2 separate regions of the Homo sapiens genome follow, and region 1 is linked to region 2. Evidence: chromatin loops called from intact Hi-C (ENCODE). Cell type or tissue: heart right ventricle. All regions are shown on one strand.

What was found. Peaks named below come from ENCODE experiments on the same cell type or tissue, not always from the same donor. Only the 100,000 strongest peaks of a DNase experiment are listed, where the experiment ranks them.
Region 1: it touches region 2 in a loop (1.9-fold over the local background); 2 of 110 quality-filtered maps call a loop at or near these places.

What each region holds. Positions count from the first base shown.
Region 1 is chr2:120,769,017-120,774,016 of GRCh38, reverse strand. All of the region lies in intron 1 of GLI2 (GLI family zinc finger 2), which reads right to left. Among named protein-coding and RNA genes, the nearest start is that of GLI2, 36 kb to the right of the region's middle. RefSeq lists enhancers at 1-434, 4,949-5,000. In heart right ventricle, no CTCF peak of the experiment used is centred here; a DNase peak (open chromatin) is centred at 2,314; H3K27ac peaks cover 1,717 bases.
Region 2 is chr2:120,865,245-120,870,244 of GRCh38, reverse strand. The region is part of intron 2 of GLI2 (GLI family zinc finger 2); the gene reads right to left. It overlaps LOC124907880 (a long non-coding RNA gene), which reads left to right and starts at 2,843. Exons shown (of 2, transcript XR_007087220.1): 1 at 2,843-3,135; 2 at 3,454-3,865. In heart right ventricle, no CTCF peak of the experiment used is centred here; DNase peaks (open chromatin) are centred at 2,384 and 2,774; H3K4me3 peaks cover 1,667 bases; H3K27ac peaks cover 2,447 bases; H3K27me3 peaks cover 2,010 bases.

The DNA of each region.
Region 1 (5,000 bases), 96 kb after region 2:
AGGGAGGGAAGAAAGGGGGGAGGAAGCCAGAGAGGGAAGGAGAGAGGGAAGGAGGGAGGGAAGGAGGGAGGGAGGGAGGGAGGGAAGGAAGGAAGGAAGGAAGGAAGGAAGGAGGGAGGCAGGGAGGGAGGGAAGGGAGGTAGGTAGGTGAGGTCCCCCTGGCCAGGAGGCACAACCCAGCAAGCTCCTAATGAGCCTCCAACACCGCTGAAGCACATCTCCCCCTCCATGAAGCGGCCTGGCTGAGCTCATTATCCTGCCCCACTTTGAGCCCCAAGGCCGTGCTGCCTGCCACCTGCCACCTGCGACTATGCACATGCAGTTCTGCTGGCCCAATCACTTCCCTCACCCCACAGCCAACTGGGGGCTACCTGAGGGCAGATACTGTGCCGCTACTGTACCCAAGCACGCAACAGACGCGCAGGGCCTATCATCCCTCTTCAGCACCAACCAATGCCCAGCCTGGCACAGCTGGCAGCCGCAGACAGCATCAGGGGCCGGCATGGCATCTGAAAGCAGGGACAAGGCCAACATCAGCACGTCAGGCTGCAGTGCCTGAATGAGGAGCCCCCAACGGCTTTCCCATCCCTGCCTGGGCTGTCACCGCGGGTGACAGGATGCCACACATAATGTGTGGGATTCTTCCCCCTCACACTGCAGGGCTTGGCTTTCCTCTCAGAAAAGCAGAGTCTCAGAATGCCACTCACCATCAGGCACACCGATATCCTACCCGGGCCCGGATGCTACAGGCCTACGCTCTAAGACTGGCTCTTTCTCCCCTTTTCCCCCAAAAGACTTATTCAGAGCTTAACAAAGTTCTCACTCTGACCCACTTGTTACACTTCGAGCAGTCTACTCCACAGGGACCTCAAAAGAGCTGTCACCACAAAGTTGTTTGTCACAGGAAAGCACATACTGTCAAAATAGTGAAAACAACTGCAAATGGCCAAAAATAAGGGGCTGGTTAAGTAATCACGGCATGTCCACACAATGGGATATCAGACATTGAGAGCAATATTTACACATTGATATAATAACATGGGAAGGGTTTATGCTAAAATATCAAGGAGAGGGGAGGGAAGGCTCCTCAGAGGAAGGAGACCTTGCGGGGTACCCAAGAATTTGAAACCCAGATGCAAAGTTGCAAATGCAGGAGGCTGTCCTAACGGTGGCTGCATGCTGGAGAAGAGGCCCCAGAAGGAAATGTGCCTCTTACCAGCATTGCTGCTGAAGAATGCCACGGTCAATGGCTTCTTTCTTCTTCATCTATGTTTTCCTGAACTTCTACATTATTACCTTGAGCACAAATTGTTTATAATTATTAGGAATATACTCTTAAAACATTTGTCCACAGCAGAAGATATTCATTCCGCCTTCTCCAACAAGGGCCAAGGGTCAGGCAGGCAGACCTGGGAACCTCTGGGCCTATGGCCAGGCCCGAAGGGCTCAGCAGGCCTCCTTCCTATCACTCAGCCAGGAGTGGGCAGCCGGGGTGCTCCTGGGGACTCAGAGTTAAAACATTCCCTCTGCCATTGATGATGCTGGTGTGCTCCCTGGCTGCGAGGCTCCACACTAGCCCATATAGAAAGCAAAACAAGTGTGCTCTATGACCTCTGGAGGCTTGCTGAGTGGAAACAAACAAACAAAACACAAGACCAATAGTGACTTGCAGAACAGGGTGCTGAGTCTTGGGGAGCTGGAGATGGGGAGGGAAGGCTCCTCAGAGAAAGGAGACCTTGCGGGTTACCCAAGAATTTGAATGGCATCCAGTCTTGAGGTTCACACAGGACCAGCACTGTCTACCCTCTCCTGGTCCAAGGCAGGCATTGCTAATCAATCACAGTGCTTCTCCCAGCAGCCCCTGGGGTCCTTCTCACTCAGGGCACCAGGCAATCTCTATCAATCAAACTGCCCTAGCACAGAGACAAAACCCAGCCTCCATCACCCTGCATCCCCCTCCATCTGTGTGCGTTAGGCAATGGGAGTTTAAGTCAGGGAGTAGCATGACCTCATAGCATTTGACAGGGGTCACTCCGAAAACAAGGATGGCCTGACAGCAGGGAGGCCAGTCAGGAGAGAGTTATACAAATCCAAGCACTGGAGGCATAAAATACGACTGTGCAGTCTGCAAGCACCGTGGGCGTTGGCCATGGAGGAAGTGGGGAGGGCCACACCACCTACTTGGTTGCTGGCTTCCACTCCCCTTCTAACTTTGAGGAGTCCTGGTCCAGCAAGCCCAGTGGCCCCTCTGGAAGGCAGAAGACTCAGTGCTTGGCTGAGCATCTGAATGCTGCTAGTCACAGACCCTGTGGCCACAAGGTCTGCATCAGACAGCCTAAGGCTGGGACAGGCAGAAGGCCCCCTAAGACAGCTCTGGGCTCCAGCCCAATGACTCACAGCCTCCCGACTGGAAGGGCAGTCAGAGCCGCACTAAGTCACACTACTCTCCCAGAGCACTGGCTTTCAACAGAAACATCTTCTGTCTTCACAGAAGATGGCAAAAGTCTTTGAGAAGGAAGGCCTTTGATCGACCCCTTAGAATCAAGAACTCTAAGTTGAAAGGAAGGACGCTTGGAAAACAGCCAGCCTCACCAGTCATTTTACAGATGCGGAGGCCAAGCCTCAGAAACCTGAAGCCATTTGCCCGAGGTCACAGAGCTGGTGAGGAGCAAGGCAAGTGTCCGCCCCAATCGCACAGCATAGCTCTCATTCCTTGGGCCCAGAAGAGTGCTGAACCCAAGCGGCACGTGCTGGACACCTGCCAATGGGCTGAGCGACACAGGGAAGGGTCCTGCCTGAGCTGCTGCCACCACTCTCTGTGCCGGCCCGCCTCCTCATGCAGAGCACAGTGAAGAGGGCTGAGATCCTGCAAAGCCAGGACACAGGCAGAGCCCACCAACGTACCCCAGGGTGGTATCCATGGCTGCCTTTCAGGTTCACTCTGGCAGGCTTTCCAAAAGTCTCTGATTCGCTGCCACAGAGCCACAGGCAGCCAGACAAAATGCAGATTCCTGGTGAGTCTGGGCCTGGGCAAGTGGGGCAAAAATGGATGTCATAACTAGGCTCTGAGCTCAAAGAGTTAACTCAGGCTCGGCAGGTGGGAGTCTAAGGGCGTGGACGGTGTGGTGGGCATGCAGAGGAGGCCCCTTCCACCAGGTCCCAGCAGCCTGGAGGGTAGGTGGTCAGCACTGATGGCTGAGCCCAAACATAATCATTATAGTTTGAGAACACCCAACAGGCACCTGGCCCGCTGCTGAGCACTTTCCATTGGTGACCATCCCTGAGCTGCACAACGCTCTGTGCTACCAGCTTAATTCACAATGAGGAAATTGAGGGTCCCTGAGGTTCACTGCCTTGCCCAAGACCTCAGAGCACGAGAGAGGCAAGCCAGAAACTGCACCCATGTCCCACCTCACATCATTCCTGGCTGTCAGGAAGCAGGCAGCGTGTGGCTGTCGTCCAGCAATGGCAGCCCAAATCCCAAATACAGAGCACCTTCCCTGGTGTCATCCAGTGATCAGCAACAGCTCCTGGGTCCCCTGATGCCTGCATCAGGCACCAAGATGAGACACACACACAAAACACTGCTCCCACCCTCAGTGCACTCCTGGTCCAACTGGGAAGACAGACAGCTAAACCCCTATGGGTCCTGAAGCTGGGCCCCGTGCTCGGGGACCCACCACAGGGCATGGAAGGGTAGGAGATGGGGGCAGATGAGGCATTCCAGCAAGAGACAGCCAGGCAAGGCCTGGACAGGAGGAGGCTGGGGGTGGGGGATGGAAAGGCAGCCATCAGGGAGAACAGTGGATGTGTTTGTGTTTGGAGCTGGGTGCTGGGAACATGGAAGCCTCATATGGGGCCACCGAGGTGTTCAATTCTAGGAGCCGCCAAGCTATATTCTTTGTGATTTGGATCCCTGAATACAACCCGAAAACAGTGATTATCACTAGGGGCTGGGGCCAGGAGAACTGAGCACCAGGCTTCCTCTCAGTCAGCATGACCCAGGCAGCTCCCTCCTTCTGCAGGGCCAAAATGAGGGGACAGGAGGCAGCAGGCACCTACTTGTCAGCCAGGACCCATCCAGTCATGCTGCCTTCTAGAGGCTGTGCCCACACATGCACATGCACACACACACACAGTGTTTGTGCACCCAAACTTCCACACACTTAAAGCCCATGCACAAGCAGACACACATTCCCAACACACTCCCAAACAGGCAGAGACGCACACTCCCAAACACATGCACACTCAGAAATGCACTCACATACAGACGCAAGCAAATGCACACAGAAGCAGTCACAGACACACCCCTACATTCACAAATGTGCCCAAACACACACACGCTCTCACACAGCCGCACAGCACATGTGTACATGCATGCACGCACATGCATGAGCACTGCAGGGGCAAGACTCTGAGCTTGCCTTCTGTAAGTTATTTCCTAGAAGGACCTAGTGTTAAACCCTCATTGTCACCTAGGGTGAGCATGGACAACTCCCCAGTAGCTGGGAGCGCTGGGCCAGGTCTCTAGGGCCTGGAGGGGTCCTTCTACAGAGACAACTTCCAGGAGAGAAGGAACTAAATGCACAGGGCACTGAGGTTCAGGGGATGCCCCCAGGCCCCGGCACCCATGGAGCCCCGGAATCCCCCATCCTGCAGCAGAAAGGGCTCACTGGACTGGGACAGTACTTGCTGCCCAACACTGGCCATGGGCTCACCAAAAAGTTAGGGGCCTGTGCGCTTTAGCCCTCTCCTGATTTTCCTCCATTCCTCCCATCTACAGCTTTGTCCTTTCATTCAGTCAACACTGGCGGCGGGAGCTAGTGCCAGACCACCAGGCTGGGCACCAAGTGGGGGCTCCAGAGAGAGTGGATTCTGGAGGTGAGCGGTGCTCTTTGGGAGGAAGGAGCTACTTCCTGTCAGAGATGCTCTTGCTGTTGGATCGTTTTCAAATGAGGACCCTTGTCAAGTCTTCATCACTGAGAAGCCACAGGAATAGG
Region 2 (5,000 bases):
TCACCTCAGCCCATGATGAACACTCATGGTCTGACAGCTCAGCGTACAGGAGGAAAGAAAAGTTCTGTCCTGGGCTGGGTGTGGCAGGCCAGGTGTCTGGACGAAGGGGCAAGGGGGTGAGGGAGCACGGGTGAGACCTGGGCATGGCCTTGATAGCTTTGCACTTCAATCCTCTTATACTTTTGAAAAACTTTGCTTTAAAAGCCATTACTGTATATTAGCCCAACATATTTATACATGTTAGAAATTGGAAAACTTTCCAAAACTGTCTAGAAAGAGAAACAGAACACTAAACCTACTGGTGAGAGCTCTGCAGCACCCTGCAGAGCCCTCTGGACAGTCCCCCTGAAGAACTCCCTGGACTGAAGGTCCCCCTGCAGGGCCCCCTGCAGCCTGGAGCTCAGGAGGGGGTGTCCTTTGACCTTGGGGAACGGGTTTGCTTGCATTTCCTTCCTTCCTTAGTACCCTGAGCCACTCTACTCCTCTGTCTTCAGAATACAAATACAGAGATTTGATTTCATTGGTGCTTTATGCCTTTGGTATTGCCAAATTGTTCTCTCTCTGGCTTCCAGCATCTCACTTCTGGAAACCTTTCTGTAGTTTAAGCGACACTGCCTGGTGATTGATGACTATTTTGCAACTGCTATCAGTTTACTATTTTAACCAATCTATCATAAATCAGGAAGAGGAATGCTGGACCCAAGTGGAGAGTGTAGCTTTTGCTCATTACCTAGGAGGATTATGGCCATTTCATAAAATCCATTATCTAGGGAAAGGATCCTATTGGTGAGGGCCAGCAAAATTCATTTCATGCTTCAAAAGTTTGTGATGGGGCTAGCTAGGGGAAAAAAACTAAATTGTTTGGAAGGTGGGGATCATGATTTGTTTAAAACTCAAGAACAGCCAAGACTGAGCTGTGCCCATTATACCAAGTGGCACTTTGTGTTCAAATGCAAAGGCACTGTTGCCCCCAGGGCCCAGCCCCCTGACCACAGCCCTCCCAGGTCTCACAAACATAGGACTGGCTAGGGAAGTGTGCCCCAGGTTGCTTCTCTCCCCTCCCTGTCCCCACTGGGGCCAGGCCACTCTCAGGAATTCCAGGCCCAGAAATGGTCTCCTCTGTGACCTCCCTGCCAAAAAAGCATTGGTACAAAAACAGGCACATAGACCAATGGAACAGAATAGAGAACTCTTGGCCCAGTCCTGTCTCCAGAAAGCAGCTAGAGCCATGTCCCCACACAACCACCTGGTCATGTCCTTCCCAGTGCACTGAGAGGATCCCAAATCTCATGACCTCCAATACGATGTGCCCGCCCCTGCACCTTGCTTCCTGCAAGGTCCAAGGGCAATGACCTTTCCCCTCTTCCTTGAGCTCCTCTTTCCCTCTCAGAAGATGCCACACGTTCTCCTTGCCTTGGCCTGGAAAGTCTCCCCACAAAATGCACAGAAGGGTCTTTCCAGGACACTGCTGCTGCATCCCTACCTGTTACCTGAGGGTTCCAGTCACCCGCCCCCTCTTCCCTCGACCATTTCTCTTCTAGCAAGTCACACTCTGACATGATTTGAGGTCACAATCACCATTTCCCAAAAGGCAGCTCCCAGGAAGGTCTCACCTCCTTACCTAACTTTGTTTCTGAATGGCAAAGGGAAAATGCAAGTGTCCCCAGGAGGGAGGGGGCCAGCTGCCCCTGCCTGTTCCTTCCCTGCAAGGCCTTAGGGGCAGCATCACCTCCCACTGGAAAAAGTCCTCCCACTTTTAGGACCTCTGGGGCCCAGAAGGCAGGGCTGGGTAAAGCCCTTTAGAAAGTCAAAAGAAGAAAGATTCGATAGATGTTGCAAAGAAAAAAGACGATGAAATAAAGTGTCTTCTAGATTTTGCCAAGCCTCCAGAACATTCCTGTTCGATATGATTTTGTTTCCTTCTCTCCTATACTTAACTTTCCCCAAATTCATTCCTCACGCGAAAACAGCATGGTCCCCCGGGAAGCTGTTTTAACACACACATGTTTTTCTAAGTAACCGTGAGCTGGGACTCGCAGACAATAAAGCTTCTTGTCTGGAGTCCTCCTTGCAGCTCAAACCGCGGGGAATTGAAGTGGCGAAGACTGAGCTCTCAGAAGCTCGGCTTTGCCGGATCTCAGAAGAAACTCTCAGTTCAGAGTTCTCACTGGTACCCCGAGAGTTCGAAGGGCTCGGAGTACATCCGTTGCGGGAGGCTGGGGGGGCAGGAAAGAACGCCTACGGCTGACAGTGTGAATCTTCCAGAGCCCCCAGTCCCTGGCACGCTCGCCTGGGTCCACGCAGGAGCCGCCTCACTTTCTTGCTCCATTTTCTCGGCAGTGCCTCCATGCCTCCCCACATTCCCTCTCTCTCCTCCCCTCCAGCTGTGTCCACCCAGTTCCTTCCTTTCCTCCCCCATCCTCCCTCCCTCCTTCCCTCCAGCTCCCCCCGCCTGAGGCCCAGCACAGCCTCCCTGCCTTGGCGCCTACTTATGCTTGCTGGCTTCAAACTTGGAGCGCAGCAGACAAGGGGAAGGGACGTGGGAGAAGGGCGCTGCAGGCCAGGCCTTCACACACAAGAGCGGCCTCATCAGCACTCCTTTCCAGGGAGCGTCTCCGGAAAAGCTGCCGTCCTCCTTCAACTTACCCAGCGTGCGGGGAGGGCGGAGGGACGCAGCACCCAGAGGGGCGGCGGTGCGGGGAGGGCACTGCCCAGCGGCGGCACTGCCCAGCGGCAGGAGAGGCGGTGGACCGCCGGGCTGGAGCGCAGGGAACATCAAGTGGCCGCCGAGGGAGGCGGGGCTGCATGAATCATTTATAACCGGCGGCGGCCAGGGTTTAGGAGCGCTCGCTGGCTGGCTGGCTAACGGAAAGGCTGGCTGGACTCGGGGATCCAGCCACACTGCTGGCGGGCAGCATGCTGTCCACCCTGCGGGTGCCTTTCTCAGACTAGGGCCCGCATGAATTCCGCCTCCCGGGAGAAGCTGACGTCGGCATGCCTTCCAGGGGCAGCGGCTGCCCTCCAGGGTCTGGAACTTGGGGGTCATGCTGCCTCCAACTCCTGACTCTGTGGCCCCAAGAGGAAGAGGAAGCTGGGTGGGATCTTAGGGGCCATGTGGACTAGGCAGCCCACTGGGTAAGAAGGGGAAATTGAGGCCCGGGAAGGGAGGGAGACTTGTCCAAGGCGCACAAGGCTGTGAAAGACATGACTGGCCCCCAGGCCACTGTGCACCTTCTGAGCCGGCTCCCTGCAGTTCCCTGAGGGCACTGAGAGCTGCAGAGCCTGGAAGTGGAGTCCCTGCGGGCAGTGCAGGTGAAGGTGGCTCCTCACACACAGGGGTCATGGGGGGATCTGAACCCACATCCCCAGCCAGCCTGAAATGTCACTCATCGAGTTTCAGTCTTTCGAATCAAGCTGTGGAAAATCACACCCACCCTCTTTTCCCTTCCGCAGGGAGTGGGCACGTGAAAAGTACTTTGGGACACGGAGTTCCAATCAAACAGAAGACTGGAACCTCAGCACCTCCAAAGCTCACGGACCCGCTGGTGAGGGCTGCCCGGACTGCTGATTCCACTCAGCCACTCACCACCCGCCCTGTCTGCCAGGTGCCATGTGCAAGGATGCTGCATTTTCTGCTAATGGGGGTGGGGGATGGCAGGAGACATAATGGGGTGGGGAGGGGTCATTGCTATTGTCGTCATCACTCTTTGTCACCCCAATGGCATTCTATACCTTCTTTTGCATCTGATCTCAAGGCATCAAGAATATGAAAAACAGCTCTTCTGTCCCCAAAAGGGAGATCTTACCTTAAGCAATGGGATTACCATTAAGTACAAGACATTTGACATTAAACCATTAAGCACAAGACATTTGACATTAATCCCAGGACAGGATGGGAGGAAGGGCCCTGACCAGGAGGGGGGCACTCCAGAGTCGGCCACCCGCTGCCCTTGCCCTGACCTGTCCCGTAGCTCTCCTCGTCACAGGCTCAGACTCCACGTCCCTACCCGAGACCCTCTGACTGTGGCCAAGCTCCAGCCCTACCCTATCCCCAACACCCTCTGCTACATTCCTGCAGAAGCACAGGCTGAGGCCTCTAGAGTAAGACATGTTTCTTATGCAGGAGGCGGGGGGCTATGGGACCCCATCTTAAGCCAAGAAATCAGCTCAGGCCTGCATGGGCCTTCCTCGAATCTTGAAGGAACTGTGGACATCTTTCAGCATGGGGAGCAAGAGTGAGTCCCATAAACACCAACTGCATCCCCACTCTGAGTCTGGGCAGTGCTGGCCCCAGGCACAGGGTGTTGGGCTGGAAATGGCCTGCTCTTCCCTCTCTTGAACAGGGGGGGTGCCAGGTCCAGAGAGAGAGCCTGGCCTGCCTGGGGTACCCGGAGTGGGACGCATGGCAAAGCCTTGAATGCAGAGGGGCTGCATGAGCAGGCGTTGGCTGGCACTATCTGAGCACCGCATATACCCTCCCCACGGCATACAGCAGCCCTTGAGATGAGTCAGGTGGCTTCCTGGGATGGCAGGGATGGGGAGAAGATGGTCAAACCAGACGCTGCTTCAGCGACACTTCTATAGGGCCATGGGGTTGCAAAGGGATCAGAGGTTTGTCCCGGTCACTTACACAAAAAGCTCAACCCCAACGCTCCCGGGTCAGCAAAACTGAAAAGCAGAACCCCTTCTTGGGTGGTACTGCCTCCAAGGGCACCGCAAAGGCCACAGAAAGAAAACAAGGGAAGGGAACCAAACTTTTCCTCAGCCTCGGGGGAGAACTAGACCATGCTGGAGGCTGGTGGAATGGAGCCTCCAACTCTTTCCTGATGGGACCCTTGCCAGAAGGACCCCGTCCCTCCTAGTGGCGAGGACAGAACTCCTTAAGTTCAGAATCCTGATCCTTCTGACAGTAGTCGGGTGGCAACTGTGTTACATGGGGGGCAGGGCATCTATGCAGACAGCAGGACCTGGCCCAGCTACTGTTTGCATGCAGTGAGCTC